Regions from separate parts of the Homo sapiens genome. Here region 1 is linked to region 2. A link is a loop called in an ENCODE intact Hi-C map of the cell type or tissue named here. Cell type or tissue: PC-3. All regions are shown on one strand. Links, peaks and the distances in the headings refer to the core of each region. The heading gives the core; the rest is flanking DNA.

What was found. Hi-C counts contacts between places; a loop is a spot of excess contacts. Peaks named below come from ENCODE experiments on the same cell type or tissue, not always from the same donor. Only the 100,000 strongest peaks of a DNase experiment are listed, where the experiment ranks them.
Region 1: it touches region 2 in a loop (6-fold over the local background); 6 of 110 quality-filtered maps call a loop at or near these places.

What each region holds. Positions count from the first base shown.
Region 1 is chr14:61,282,023-61,290,363 of GRCh38, reverse strand. It overlaps a transcript of PRKCH not described here. Among named protein-coding and RNA genes, the nearest start is that of TMEM30B, 4.9 kb to the right of the region's middle. In PC-3, for the core only: CTCF peaks have their summits at 503 and 4,005 (motif pointing right); DNase peaks (open chromatin) are centred at 4,013 and 4,793; H3K4me3 peaks cover 1,388 bases; H3K27ac peaks cover 3,137 bases.
Region 2 is chr14:60,345,138-60,353,478 of GRCh38, reverse strand. No RefSeq gene overlaps it. Among named protein-coding and RNA genes, the nearest start is that of LINC02322, 26 kb to the right of the region's middle. In PC-3, for the core only: a CTCF peak has its summit at 3,379 (motif pointing left); a DNase peak (open chromatin) is centred at 3,388.

The DNA.
Region 1 (8,341 bases), core at 265-8,264, 940 kb before region 2:
TTTCCCCAGTTTCACATCTCTGGGAGAATCCCAAGGAGAACATTATTCTTACTTTTTTTTTTTTCTTTTTTTGAGATGGAGTCTCTCTCTGTCGCCCAGGCTGGAGTGCACTGGTGTGATCTTGGCTCACTGCAACCTCCGCCTCCCAGGTTCAAGCAATTCTCCTGCCTCAGCCTTCCGAGTAGCTAGGACTACATGTGCCCGCAACCACGCCCGACTAATTTTTGTATTTTTAGTAGAGACAGGGTTTCACCATATTGGCCAGGCTGGTCTCGATCTACTGACCTTGTGATCTGCCCGCCTCAGCCTCCCCAAGTGCTGGGATAACAGGCATGGGCCACCGTGCCTGGACACATTTTTCCTATTCTCTCAGGCAGAAATCTTTAAAGTTCTTCTGAGCTAATGGCTTATTTTCTCTCACAGATGCAATGACTTATCCTTTCCCTTCTCTGGCCACTAGGAAACCTGAGGCAGCCCTGCAGACTACCACCAGCAAGGCCACAGGATTTCATGGCAGGTGCTTCACAAACCAGCTTCTCACTCAGCTCCATTCTATTTTACAAAATATATTCCTTCTGCCTTCACTCTTATGCTGTGAAGTATTTTTTGCATGTTGTTCTATTGTGTAAAGTCACCCTCAATACTTAGTTTATTTTTGAGACAGGGTCTCACTCTGCCACCCAGGCTGGAGTGCAGTGGCACAATCATAGCTCACTGCAGCCTCCACCTCCTGGACCCAAGTGATCCTCCCACCTCAGCCTCCTGAGTAGCTGAGACCACAGGCACATGCCACCATGACTAACTAATTTTGGTATTTTTTATAGAGACAGGATTTTGCCATGTTGCCCAGGCTGGTCTCAAACTCCTGCACTCAAGCAATCCTTTTGCCTTGGCCTCCCAAAGTGCTGGGATTACAGGTGTAAGCCACTGCACCTGGCCTTGGCAGTTTCCTTGGTAATGACCCTCATGTATTCTAGGTTCATTTTCTGGAGTAATACAGAATAAAATCACTCCTTGCCTTTTAAGGATGCTGAAGATGGCTACTATGTTCACCTCAAGATTTTTATGCCCAGCCTATACATGCTTAGTTCCCTGAACTGGTCCTCTTTGGATCTAGATTCTCATCATGCTGGTCCCCTTCCTTTACACTTAACTTGGGTTTAGAGATGTTCTTATTAAGGAATTTGCTCACCCAGTAATGTTTTAAAAGTGGGGCTGGGTGTGGTGGCTCATGCCTGTATCACCTGCAAGGTGACACAGCACTGGTGCCAGAGTCAAAGCTGTGGCAACCAAAAGCCATAGAAGCCAAGATATGGAGGTGCAAAAACCAAGAGCCTTGCTGAAGATGGCCTGCCTGAGCTGCAGAGAGAAGCAGAGGCAAGACAATGCAGAGAGAAGGGAGCTGCCTGATGACGTTCTACTCCTGTGACAGCCAGATCTGCTTCCTTCAATTCTTCCTTCTGTGACATCCCTCATCTCTGAACAATAACAACCTCTTTATTAAAGCTGATTTGAATAAGTTTCCGTTCCTTGCATCCCAGAAATTTCCGACTAAGTCAAAGAGAATTGCTAGATGAAATAAGCTGAAGTAGGTGAGTGGCTCCCAGAGCTCCTATCATCACATCAGAGCCTGCTCTGAGTGAACTTCCTGGTAACATCTACAGTCTTGGTTTCATTAAGATTCCCAAACTTTGGCTTAGAAGTTGACACAATGCAGCCATCCTCACAGAACTTTTCCTACAGAAAGAAAACTAAAAATTTAAACACAGCCATTACGAATTCAGAGTTACTATTCAGAGAAAAAGTCAGGGGCCCCTACAACACTCCATGGGTATACGATCTCCAGATTGAATATTAACAAGTCAGTATTGATCAGCACACATGACATAGGTTCCTAGGGTGCTGGGCCAAGGTATTTTTGCATTTGAATCAGTGACCTAGGTAATGGAATTGAAAGTATGTTTATTGAGGCTTGTCACCACAGCTCATGCCTGTAATCCCAGCACTTTGAGAGGCTGAGGCAGGAGGATCGCTTGAGTTCAGGAGTTCAAGACCAGCCTGGGCAACAGAGCTAGACTCTCTTTCTACAAAAAAATAAAATTTAATTTGTATTTAGTTTTTTTTCCGGTGGTTCTGGGGGAAGAAATGAAAAAAACAGAGTATGTGTATTTGGCTCATTGATGATATCACATAGGGAAAGACATCTAAGCATGTCTTTGTTGGGCACCTGAGTTTTCCTAAAGGATGTCACCCCTCTCTCCCTAGTTTATGGCTGTTAGAATATATGGCTTTGCTCTGATGTAGCAATATATATTTATTCAATTTTAAAATCTGATAACTTTCTGAAATTTTTGAAATGTTTAATTATTTACCTGATACGTAAGAAATTCCTAAAGTTTCAAACAGATATAGTCACTATGCAGAGGGTAAAGCCAGTCTGAGGTCGCTGAGGTGAAGACTTCCCCAAACCAGTGAGTTTCACTACACTGGGGACAGGATGGCAGAGGAGGTGACTTCTAGCCTCAAAAGATTGGCTGGCTCCACAGACACTGTCATGGTGTCCCCCTCCCTCTTCCAGTCCTCACCTTGGGTATAAAGCCCCTCTCACTGGCCACACTGGGCAGTCTAATTCAGTTTCTTTTTTTTTTTTCCTTGAGACGGAATCTCACTCTGTTGCCCAGGCTGGAGTGCAGTGGCACAATTTCAGCTCACTGAAACCTCCACCTCCCAGGTTAAAGCAATTCTCATGCCTCGGCTTCCCAAGAGGCTGAGATTACAGGCGTGCACTACCATGCCTAGGTAATTTTGTATTTTTAGTAGAGATGGAGTCTCGCTATGTTGGCCAGGCTGGTCTCAAACTCCTGGCCTCAAGTGATCTGCCTGCCTTGGCCTCTCAAAGCGCTGGGATTACAGGCGTGAGCTACCGGGCGTGGCCCTAATTCACTTCTGAGTCAACCCCCTCTCTTCTTTCCAGTACAGAGCTCTTCCTTCCCCTCTGTCTCAATTCTGTCACCTAACTTGTCCTCTGCCTATTCTGGTGTTGCTCTCCTGCCAACTCACCAAGCACAACCCCTACAGCCAAACTCTACCCACACAATTCAAGTCCAGCCCTATCCTTGCTGGTTTATCTTTTTTTTTTTTTTTTTTTTTTTTTTTTTTAAGACGGAGTCTTGCACTGTTGCTCAGGCTGAAGTGCAGTGGTGTGATCTCAGCTCACTGCAACCTCTGCTTCCCGGGTTCAAGCGATTCTCCTGCCTCAACTTCCAAGTAGCTGGGATCACAGGTGCATGCCACCACACCTGGCTAATTTTTGTATTTTTAGTAGTGACGGGGTTTCGCCATATTGGCCAGGCTGGTCTCTAACTCTTGACCTCAGGTGATCCACCCGCCTTGGCCTCCCAAAGTGCTGGGATTATGGGTGTGATCCATTGCACCCTGCCAACTGTCTTTTAATCTGGCCATCCCATACCTAATGCCTCTGCTGTTTAAGACCTTCTGTTATCCATCTCAGTCCCATTTTTCACTTTATACTGCCCCCTGCAACTCAACCCACCCAACTGTGCTCACAGTTCACCCTCTTTTTTTTTGAGATGGAGTTTCGCTTTTGTCGCCCAGGTTGGAGTGCAATGACGTGATCTCGGCTCACCGCAACCTCCACCTCCCAGGTTCAAGCGATTCTCCTGCCTCAGCCTCCCGAGTAGCTGGGATTACAGGCATGCGCCACCATACCCGGCTAATTTTGTATTTTTAGTAGAGACGGAGTTTCTCCATGTTGGTCAGACTGATCTCGAACTCCCGACCTCAGGTGATCCACCCGCCTCGGCCTCCCAAAGTGCTGGGATTACAGGTGTGAGTTCACCCTCTCTTTGACCACTGTTTTGCAGTAAGTTAGTGACAAAGAACCAACACACCGTGGCAGGGAGTGGAGAGAATTCGCTTCTGTCTTTTGTGCCTCTGGTGCTTACAGTGCTAGTTAATTAAAGTTTCTCTGCATCTTCCACTAGGGGGTACCACTCCATAACTTTTGAAACAGAAGTCTGCTGGATGCAGTTCTTAATAAAAAATGAAGTCCAGGCACAAAGAATTTTTTTAAAACTTTTCTGAGCGCATGCTGTAATTTTATGAAGCAATTTAATTTGATTCTTTTTAAATAAAAGCTGCCCCATGGGCAGAGTAATAGGCAACAATCTTGAGCAGTATAAACCTATATAAGGGAATGCCAATTAAAAACCCAGGTTCTGTTACAGTAAGATAAATAGTCATGAATTAAATGAACTACATGCAAAAACTGAGAACAGCCAGACAAGTGAAGTTATTTTTATTCTAGCAAGAGAAATGAGCATGCTAAACAAAAGTTGGATTTAAAACAAAAGCTTTTGTAAAAACAAAAATACAAGCAACTCAGCTGTTCCTGGGACTCTGTGTAAATGGAACAGAGTTTGCTTATCTTTGGGGTGTTAAGAGAAGATCTGCAACAATAAACACTGGTTCAAGGTTAACGTTTTTGGAGTTTTTTGAGGAGGAAATATGCCAAGGCCTTACAGTGTAGCATGGTTGAAGAAACAGGACACTGGAATTAAGCTGCCCTTTGAATCCCTCATCTCCCCATTACAACTATGAGAACTCAGGCAGCCTCCATTGCACTGGCTTGAATCTTAGTTTTGCATCAGTTCTTTGAGTATAATTGGACTGAATGCCCCCCATTTGTGTACAAATTAGATGGGACAATGTATATAAAGTGTTTACGCAGTGACTGTAAGTACTGATTCACAGAAGGTACTCAATAAAAGTTAGCTATTATTCAATGAGTCATTGTAAGGAAGACTAGGAACAGAAATCTTTGCTTAAAAAAGACACACTAACAATCATTTTGGTAAACACGTTCGTACAGATAAGCAATCATGAGAACAGAGAAGTTAAGCAATTTGACCAAGGTCACACAGTTATATCCTAAGGAACTTTCAGGGTAGAATCTGAACTTCCTTAAGGTCCGGCCAGCATTCTTTCCCCTATCCAATACTATTCTCCTAGTATCTGAGAGTTTATTGGCATAGACTAAATATATTCTGTGCTTAGCTCTTGGTTTTGTTGGCAAATTTTTGGTGAAAGTATCAAAATATATACATTGGTGTGGCAGTGTAAATATGACTCCAGCAGTATGTATTTTTAAAGAGCTTCACCTTTAAGTCCCTTTCCTACTTTTAGAATTTTATCCCAAGGAAAAAAATCTGAAAGAAAACGTTAGGGGGAAAGGGAGACACATAGTTTTTTTTAAAAAGGGTTATATGCAGAAAAGATGGTCACTATCATATACTTTGGAATACTGAAAAACTGGATATAACCTACATGTCCAACAATAGTTAAATATGATAGACCTATGAATTATGGCACCATTAAGGAACATAGAAAATATTTATTTCAATCTTCATCTCATTCCAAAATGAGGTAATTTGACAACTAGAATAATTGTGTGTATATCTTAATTACAATCTATTAAAAATTAAATATTTACATGGATAAAGTCTGGGAGATAAAATGAAAAAATGAAGTGATTTTAGCAGTATTTGGACTAGAAATGCCTTTTTTCTTTTCCTTTGAGTTCTTAATAACACTGATACAAAAAACAATTTTAGAGTGAACTTGTTTCTTATTTTACTGGTACTAAAGAGTTTACATGATCCAAGCATCCTTTAATACATCACAACATATGTAATAAAATGAGAGAAATGAGATCTGAACCTTCCTTACATAGTGAACTCTGAGGAACACGACAATGTATATCTATATCAGTCTTCCACCTCTCGGAACTTACGAGCTGGTAGGGGAAATATAGTGTATACATGGACCTTGGTACAGCTTCACCTCCAAGATCTTTAACACCCCATCTCATACCAGCACTTTTTCCTCCCAGCTTTCACGGCACCTGCCAATTAACATTATTAGGACTGCCAATCTACCAGTATCTTCTTTTTCTTTTGATCCACAGGGTTGGTTTCATTTTCTTCGCCTTTCAGATTAACTACTAAGGCACATCTCTTTAGCCACCCCTCCACAAGGACTGCAATACCTTGAATTTTTTATCTTTCAAATTCATCTGCCCTGAAAACCACCATATGCTGGTCACACTCAGTCATTTCTTTCTCCCAGCCTGAGGTGCGGGAGCCCAATACCCAGCTGCATTCTGCAGAGGGCATTTTTATCACCCTGCCCTCTTGTTTCAGAGGTGAGATAACTCTGCACCTGTTCTCTGAAACCAGTGGCTCTGGCTGGTGGATCAGCGTCTCCAGCCTGCTCCTGCCTTTGCACTATCAGTAAGCTTGCCACCCCTCTTTTCAACCTCATCTGCACTATTATCTTTTTCCCTCAGGATACACACTTCTCTGACATCTAAAAAAGAAGCCTTTCCTTTAGGATACATGCTCTTCTAGACAGTTATCACTTGCCTTTCTCCTTCCCTTTCCACACATTTCTAAAAACAGGCTTTCCCCTTTAGAACCCCATTCTCTCTTTTTTTATTTTATTTTTATTTTTTGAGACAGGGTCTTGTTCTGTTGTCCAGGCTGGAGTACAGTGGCGCAATCATAACTCCCTGGTTAAAGCTATCCTCCCACCTCAGCCTCTTGAGTAGCTGGGACCTCAGGCACATGCCACCACACCCAGATAATTTGTTTTTATTTTTTGTAGAAACAAGATCTCGTTATATTGCCCAGGCTAGTCTCAAACTGCTGGGCTCAAGTGATCCTCCTGCCTTGGCCTCCCGAAGTGCTTGAATTATAGGCATGAGCCACCATGCCCAGCAAGACCTCATCTCCAAAAAATAAAAATAAAAATAAAAAAAGAGTGTCTTCCTATCTTGCTATCTGCTTCCCTTTCCCTGCACCTGATGGTAACCTCATTCCTGCCACACAAACCACCCAAAGTGTTCCCACAAAAGTCAAACCCCATAATTCCTTTTCATTTATCTCACTTGAACCCTCAGCTGTGTTTAACTCTGCTGACCATTCCTTGTCTTGAAATATTCTCTTTTGACTTTGAAAATCTGTCACCTTAATTAGTGGAATGAATAAACTAGTACCTTTAGGCCATCCAGGAATAGGAGAAAAGGAGGAAAGGCTCTGAGCTCAAGAATGGGGCTTGCCCTTTTAGGGGTGTGGTGGTGATCTACTAGAAAAAAGACTTAAGATTTACCAGATAGGCTTGGTGTGATGGCTCACACCTATAATCCCAACAATTTGGGAGGCTGAGGCAGAAGGATCTCTTGGGCTCAAGAGTTTGAGACAAGCCTGGACAACTGAGGGAGACACCTCTCTCTCAAAAAAAAAAAAATCTACAAAAGTTGTGAAAACTGAATTCCTTCCTAGAGACGAGTTTTGTGGACTAGTGATTCAATGAAACGGGTGGGTGGAACTCAACCATAATGATACAAAGAACTATTTATTCTTTTATTGAAAAAAAGGGTGACTGGAGACTGGATCACACTGTGGGAACTTGCTGAGAATTTTGGAACTTCCTCTCTTTGGGTATGATAAGAAGTGAGGGAATTGAAATTCAAGTCACTTGAATTTCCCTCAGTCTTCTATAATACCTGGTTTCCAACTTGCATTCATTTAACAAACTGGAATCAATGTTCCATTATTAAATCAATATTACTTTTTAATTTTAATGTGACTTGTAGAATGCAATTTGATACTTGATTACACCCTATGATTCATAGCTATTATTGGCTATTTTGATTGTTTCTTACTCCTAATATGTCCCCTATCAAACTGCAAATGCCTTGAGGTCAAAGGTCCTTTTTTGTCTAATTAGCATAGGACTGAACACTTGGAAGATGCTAACAACATTCCTCTGTTAAATTTAATAAGGATTTTAACTTTCCAAGTTCAATGGGTTTTGAATGACTCCTGAATATAATATATTATGCTAGGTGTAGTGTAATAGAGAAAACATTTGTATTACTTGCATTTTACAAGCTGGAGGAGAAGCAAGAACACAATACCTAGGGAAGATTTAGATTTAGTAAGAAATCAGAACGTCCCAATACCCCCTTGTATATGTTTTACCAACCTAGATTTAAAAAAAAAAAAAAAAAAGCCAGAATCCCAGGCAACATAGGGAGCTAATTTGAGTTCTTTTTATAATAAATCCTATAAATCCTTGTAGTTTACTTCCTTAGGCCAGACACTCCAGATGTTTTTGTGGATAGCAGCTAGGTCTCCTGGGACCTTGGATTGGGCCTTTCTCTAGTCAGGCAAATAATCTGAAAAGAAAACGAAATCACATGTAGTCCAGCACATTTTTTCCTTTCTTGGTTTCTCCACACCAGCTAAGAGTTATTTAA
Region 2 (8,341 bases), core at 150-8,149:
CATAGCAGCTGACCTTCAAAAAATTAACTTTGAGCTCAATTCCTAATTAACCTTTTTCAATACAAGAAAGTAGAATTTCAGGCCATTGGTCCTAAAAAATATCCACCTTTTCTTATACAATGAAATGTGTTACCAAAATCAACTTGTAATTGTCAAAAGATGTTTACCCTTGATAATGTTATTGTTAAGGATATATTTTTATTTCCACTCAAAATATATTCTCTGTATCTTCACAGTTAATAAAACTGCAGGGAACACACTTAAACCTACAAAAATTTTAGTGTTATAATAAATTAATGTTGGTGCACAAAAATGACAAGTATTGTTCTTTCCCACTGCATCCCCAAGAATGGGGTTATTAATCAAGCGGACATAAATAAAAATATGTAAATTTTAAAAGACTATGTTGAAATGAAAAAATTTTATCACTTTAAGTTAGTGTTCTCTGTAATTCTTAAAACTGTGTTCCTACTATATGATGTATATTTTATTCCAGAAATTGCTCTCTGATAAAAGTGTTCCAATTATATTAGCTGTTATTTAGTCAGGCCTGAAGTTAATAGCTGATGGACTTCACATTTCTTATAATCTCTAGTACTTCTGGCTGAACAAAAGAGTAAGTAATTTTTAAGGTAATGCTGTATGGTTGAAGAGTTTGGTCCTCGTAGTCATGCTTTGCCTCTGGAGATTATAAGGATTATCTGAATAAGTGATTTTTACACCATTTTGTAATTTCACTCTTATGACTTCTATATTAAAGCAGAACTTATCAAATTTAAAATCAAAATTAGTATTTTGTATACCATATAGTCATATTCTTTTCTGGGGGGTGGGGCCTCAATATGTTGCCCAAGCTAGTCTCAACTCCTGGCCTCAAGAGATTCTCCTGCTTCATCCTCCCAAAGTGCTGGGATTGCAGGCATGAGCCACCACCACATCAGGCCTATGCCACATATTTAGAAAATACTTTAAATGCAACTTGGATGTAGGTTCCACTAGCTCACTCATTTCTTCACTGCTTTTAATCCAGGCTGTAGATAACACAAGCCAAAATGTTGCTTTATTAATAATTATTCTGAAACTATAGTAACATATATACTTTTCCATTTTAAATTTTCCCTAGTTTTGCTATACCAGCACTTTTAATTTTGTTAGTATTGAGCACTGATGCACAAAATGCTATAATATTTAAAGGAAATGATTCATAATTATTGCCCTTCTGGCTAAATCAGCCCAATAGTCAGATTTGAAGTGGTACTGTGGTAGAAACAGACCAATGGATTTTTTTAAAGGGCCTCCCAAAATGCCCTGAAGTACACTGGCAAATATGAATTTTTCACATATTCATTGCTTCACAAACAATGTATAGAGGAATATACTGCTGTTTTGTTTTATTGGTTGTGTTTCTCTTGGGGCATTCATACCTATCAGGATTGAAAAGAAGAGCAAGAACCGGTAATAAGACACAATTAATGTCTTGCATAGGTTTCACTCAAATCAGAAAAATGACACCAAGGACATGGTAAGGAGCACAATAGAGAACAGTTAGGGCACAGCTGGAAAAGTTGCCTTGATATCTAAGTATACAATTGGCATTGATCCTTACGCTTTTAGGATGAAACAGGAAAAAAAAGTCTTCCAGCTCTCAACCCAATCTGTAAAATAAACATGTAATGTTGGAAAAAGCAAACAAAAGTGCACATTTTTAAAGCAAATTTTATGTGGGTATGACATTGTTCTTAAAAAAATAAGGAAATAAATAATCCTGGAGGGGATGGTTCAGGGTCTATGAAAAATATGTGTGTGTACTTGTTGATGGGGAAATTGGCACAGAAGGGAGTTTAACCTGGTTATGAAATGGAATTTGCAATTTCAAGGAAAGGCAAAATGACTTCTACAATTACCGTCAACACACTTGTTCTATTACTGGTGGATTCTTATACCGTTTAGTTCCTTTGAATTCATTTAAAAAGGAATAGTGTTATTACATGATTTGAGATATTCTAAATAAGCTCCATTCTTCAACTGCTGACTGCAGTGAATTAGAGAGCAAGTAGACAGCTAACTTGCACTATTAACATTTACCTTTATTTGGTCAGTTGAAATATATATCAGCTTGAAAAGATATTATGTCATTCTAGAAGCATCAGTTAATACATTTTTAATTAAATCTTAGCAGCTAATTGTGTAAAAATATTTGTAACCTGTAATTCTCTAAGTCCTTTTGAAACCTTTTTTTCTGAAAAAAAGACAAAGCATATATAATTAGATATTTATATGTATAATCTCAATGTGCTTTTTTAAGATCAATTGATTTATGGATGCCTATGAACATATGGCAAATCTCATATCAAAAAATTAAATTCAGATTAAACATTTTCAAGTTCTTAAGTTATGTGATAGTAGGTGGTATAGTTTCTACAACTTAGAACCTAATTCCTTTAATTTACTTAAAACATATTTGAAGCAGCAAAATTCCACGATAATATGGGAAATTAGATAATCCAATGAAATTCATTGTAATGAGATTTGATCCTTGTACAAATGTATGTAAATATATATACATGTAAAGGCAAATGCATGTATGTATGGAAATGAATGTATACGTATGGATACACTATATGAAGATTGTATTTTAAGTAAAAATCTCTGCAAATGTTTGGATGGAAACCCCTTTTAATCATTATTGGTCCTTGCTAAGAATGCATGAAAGCAGCTGAAGAAGGCATTAAACAAAGCATTTGGGAGCCTCAAGGTTTACAGATCCTTTAAATTACGACACCATGAAGTAAGATGCTATGAAGGAGAGGAAGGTTTTGATGAAGAGAGTCTTCTCTAATTCGCCTCCCTTTAGAGCCGCCCAGGATACAGCCAAGGAGTGCAATGTAATTTGAGCAGTTCCTCTGGGTTATCTCCCCAGAGCACCAGGCTAGGAGGAGTTGGAAAACTGGTGCTTAGTAACGAACCCTTAATAAAGACATTCCTGGACCTAGACAGAGCTGTACTGTTCGTGGATTCATGCCACATGCAGCTATTAAAAATATTTCCTTAATGAGAAAAGGAACTAAAATGAGTAGCAAGCCAGCATTTCTCTCTCACTAAGTAGCACAGTAAGAGGAAAACAGAACTAAAAACAAAAAACTACTTTACAACTGTGTTAGATTGCTCAGGGGGGAAAAAAAGCAAGCCATGTGTTAGAATCAGCTTTTAGTTTGACAGTGGTCTTAGGTCTCTATATTACATATTATAATTGCCGATATTTTAATGAAACCTTAAATGCTAAGCTTATTTGAACTGATAATGAAGTTTTCAGCTGTTAGTTTCAAATGATTTAAAACTACTGAAATAGATTTGGGACTAGGATTTACTCTGCCACCTGCTGGCCATTTAAAATTAATGCTGCTCTCAGGAGCTGGCCACTTTGAACAGTGAGCCTCAACACTGGTTTGTGAAAAGGCAGTGCTATACTGGAGAAGAATTCACCTGGCCTGGGTGGTGGTGTCAATAGCACTGGATCTGATGTCAAGAAACCTGGGGCGAGGGATGGAGGTGGTCTTGCAGGAGCCCAGTTTTACCACTTCCTGTATAGGCGGCCAGTTGCTTAAGTCCTCAAAGGTTCCCTCCATAACCGGAGATGCTCTCCTTCCCTCTCCGTGACTGCCTCGATCCAACACCTTAGCCACCTCGTTTCCAGGACAGGTGTTATGAGACCTGCCTTACCTCAAATGAGAAAATACTTATAAAACCATCAGGCATTATAAAAAATATACATTGGTCAGAATTATGGACGAAATTAACAGTATGTGGTAATCCATTCTCTTCCTGCAATGTATATTTCATGTGGGCATTGTCACAAAGCTTTTACTCAAATCCAGAGTCTAGCTGGACCAGTCACCTTAGATTATCTTTGAAAAAATGGAAAAGTGTAGGTGCATGCATATTTACTTAAATACTGAACTAGTTTCCTAACTCTGGCAGGTCCTCTGGCCTGTATCATCCTTGTCTTCCAAAATCACATGTTCCAATTAAAATGCATAAAGCTTCTTAAATTTGTGTTTGAGGCCAGGCACAGTGGCTCACGCCTGTAATCCCAGCACTTTGGGAAGCCATGGCAGGTGAATGGCTTGACCTCAGGAGTCCGAGAGCAGCCTGGGCAACATGATGAAACCCCGTCTCTACAAATAAAATAAAAAAAAAAAAGCCGGATGTGGTGGCGCGTGTCCGTAATCCCAGCTACTTGGGGGGCTGAGGTGGGAGGATCGTTTGAGCCCAGGAGGCGGAGGTCGCAGTGAGCCGAGATTGAGCCACTGTACTCCAACCTGGGTGACAGAGTGAGACCCTGTCTCAAAAAAATAAAAGCGTTTGAATAGAGAGGGAAAGTGCCAGTAATCATAAAAACAAAACTATCTTCACGATCTTTCCGAGTTATGCCAAATAGTATTCAACAGTTGCTTTAATGAAACTCAGGAAAACAAAACTGAGATACACAAAACATCATGGCCAAAATTGAATCAAATTGCCACATTGAACTTCCTTTATTTTTAAAAACAATTTCTTGATTTCCTAGCTATGGCCTATTTCATTTTTAAAAGTCCCAATAAAATTTCCACAATTTACCCTTGGGAGGGACTCTGTTGTTGAGATTTAGTATAAATTTGCAGGTATTCACAAAAGGCAGGTCAGGCAAAATTACAGTCTCCCCAGTTGCTTTATTTCCTCACATAAATATCCCTTAAATAGCTTTTTTCATGCTCATGAACAGCGCTGCAATCACTTTCACAAAACAAACATAGAATTCTGAACTTAAGCAAGCCACTGAGTTTGCTTGAGGGAAACAATGTCTTCCTTGTCACTTGGTTTTGTCTTTTTTTTTTTAAAGAAGAGGAAAGGTTTTTTCCCCTCTCCTGTTTTTAGACCACCCATGAACCTTTTTATTTTTCTCATTTAATCTGAGAAAGGGGAGAAAAGGAGACTTGTTGCCCTTAGCAGTGCTTGGGCTTTTCTTCCGATAGCGTCAGTTAATTATTTTAACCTACTGACAAGGGTGGCCAGGGCAGCAGGCGTGGGAGGGAGGGGAAACAGGTGTTTCAAACACCTGCATTTCTAGGCTTAATTGCTCTGAAATCTTCTGGGCTCTCAACTGCGTTCTCCTTTCTTCACAGAGGCTCAGAGAGAGGGGTTCATTTGTGGAGTCCTTAACTAATTGTGGCATAAATATGCAACCACTTTTGGCTGAACAAATTATTGTCTTTAAAATGAACTCCAGGTAAATTTAATTAGAGAAAAAAAGGTGATTGACAGGTATTACTCTGAATGCAATGATTAAAAGTCCTACTGTTGTTAAAAGAAAAAGGCTGAGTCAGGAGTCAGCCATATTCTAGATGTTTTCTTCTTGTGCCGGTGAGTTCAGGTAAGAACACCCAGATCAATGATTCTGGAATTCCTCATACTATGGGAGATGTCTACCACAATTAAGTACCAAAAACTGTTTTTTTAGTAGAATGCATGGAAAAATCTGCTTTTAAGAAATGTTGAGATAATTTGTGTACCAAAATGGGTATTTAATGTGGTATTTTATATTTAAATGTTTTCATAAACATAGCTTATAATAATTGAGTGCTTACCACATGCCAGACACTTTTTTATATGTACTGTCTCATTTAATCCTCACAGTAACACTGTGGGATAATTCTCATTATTAGCCTCATTTTACAGGTGTGGGAGCTGAGGCAAAAAGAGGTTAATTAACTTATTCAAGGCAGACAGTAAGTGGTTGAGTCAGGATTCAGACTCAGGCAGCAGAGTCTATGACCTCTGTTTGTCATTCAGTCAACAGAAGTCAGTAGCTCATAAGTCTCCCAATACTGAACTATTCTCTAGGAGGTTTGCTTCTTGATTCCTGAGGGTGGCTGAGATAAGAGAGTGATTAGAACTTCGGTACTGAGCAAAAATCTCTAAGAGATCCGTTGTCAAGCCCAGAGTTGTGAAAATAGCCCTGGGTCACACACTGTGTTATTTAATAAATGGTGTGGGAAGATTCTAGAAGCATGGGTGTCAGGTCAGGAAATCTTGATTGCAGTTCTTACTAGAAAAACTGATTATTCTGTAACTAGTCCTCCTGCTCAATGAATAAATAATCTGTGGTTCAGAGAAATTAATGGAGATTTGGTCAAGCTTTCACAATAGGGTCAGAGTCAGGTGCAGTATTATAACCCAGAAACAGTGCTTCAAGGACACTGACTTTTTATTCCCAGTGACCAATTTTTCTTCCTTAGGGGAGGATAATTATAACAATGAGTTAGACCAACAATTAATTGACCTTGCCATATGACTTACTTCTTGTATATTGGTGAAAAGGGCAACTGAAATGGAAATATAATCTCTTGCTGACATTAATGTTTCTCATTGGGCAGCAGCTAACACATGCTCACTTGGCACAGGAAATCAAGATCAACACTGGCTGACTCTGTCAAGTAAATATTCTAGCCTCAGACAAGGGAGCTTTAGTTCTTGCTTCCGTTTTCCTTTCTGCCTATCCATTTTCACCTATGCATTTTCAGGGCCTGGAGGTGTGGAAAGAGGGAAATGGGGTTGCCCACTGGGAATGCCTGGAACTTCCCTCTGCTTCCTGACAGCTGCCAGACACGGCCTTCTATTAGGCCTGGCTCAACAACCATTTCCCTTCTTGCAGCCTGTTCCCAGACTCCTTTAGAACCACACTGTCACATGAGAATGAATATCAATGACACATATTAGATTATGAAAGGGAAGAGGTGCACACTTGCAGCATGAATCGTGTGTCCAGACTTCCACTGAGACACACCAGGTCTTAATGTAGGAGGTTATAATACAGATTAAACGGGAAATTTCAGAGAAAGCCCTATGTTGCAAAGAAAGAAAACTTACGTGATTGGTTGTATCTCATCTGAAAGCCAGATGTCTGGTGTGCCAGACAAAATTTGAGAATGGAAAGAACTCACTCTAAGAGCACCTAGTTTAGTCTTGGGAGGTCCACCCAGGAGTTTTAATTTCTTTGACCTGTTACAGTACAGAGTTGTCACCTAATTGCCTTTTCCCACACTTGTATTACCGTACTGAGTATTGGAAATCAGTGTTCCTCAAATGTTAGATGTGCCTGCAAGCCACCTGGAGATCTTATTAAAATAAGGATTCTGACTTAGGAGGTTTCGGGTGGGCCTGAGAATCTGCATTTCTAACAAATTCTTAGCTGATTTTGGTGCTGCTGGTCTGTAGACCATACTTTGAGTAGCAAGGTGATAGAGTAACCTCAGTGGGTTTAGGAAGGCAATTCTGTCCTATTTTTTTGTATGAATAAATTTACAGTCTTAAGAAAGGTATTTTTAAAAATTATAATTACACTTTTATATACTAATGAGTTCTACTATCATTGTGTGCTCTTTGTTATGCTTGACCTGTGGTTTTCAGATAAAATAGTTAAGAGAATTTGAACTGCAGAATTGATGTCTAACTTACTAGATTTACATACTTAGGAAGCTTTTGTTGATTTTGATGTATAAATCTGTATTTTGGGTGTTTGAAGTATTTGAGATAATTAGATATACTCAACTTACAGTTGTGGTTTGAAAGGTCTAAGGGACTGTGAGTATGCAAATGGTATAAAAATTTAGGGGAATTTGATCTTTTAAATATGAGTTAACTGAACATTGAAGAATAAAACAAAGAAAGAAACACACTTAAATAACTTATAGGCCAAGTAAGAAATTATAATTAAAATGAGAAAATATTGAAAATGGAATGACAACAAAATACTACATTTCAAAACTTGTGATATAAAGCTAAATTGATAATTATGGGAAAATTTATAGTTTCTAACACTTATTCAGAAAAGAAGAAAGACTGAACATTAGAAGTCAGAAAAAGCAACAGAATAAATTGAGAAAGTAGGGAAAAATATTAAAGAGCATAAATTAGTGCAATCAAAAACAGATGGAAAAATATAGAGAATCAACGAAGCTGAAACTGACTATTTGAAAATACTGGTAAGTTGCAAACTTCCACAAAGATTGATAAAGTGAAAAAATGGAGAACACATGTAAGCAATATCAGGAATAAGAAGGAAACATAGCTGCAGATGCTGCAGAGATTTTTAAAAAAATATGAGGACATTATGAACAACTGTTTGCAAATACATTGGAAAACTTAGGAGAAATGGATCGGTTCTAAGGAAAAATATAAGCCATAAAACTGACTTAAGAAAAAATAAAAACATGAATGGTTCTATACCCATTAAGGAAATTGAATTAGTAGTTTAAAAATTCCACAGAGATTAAACACCAGACTTCCTCACTTTTAACAGTTT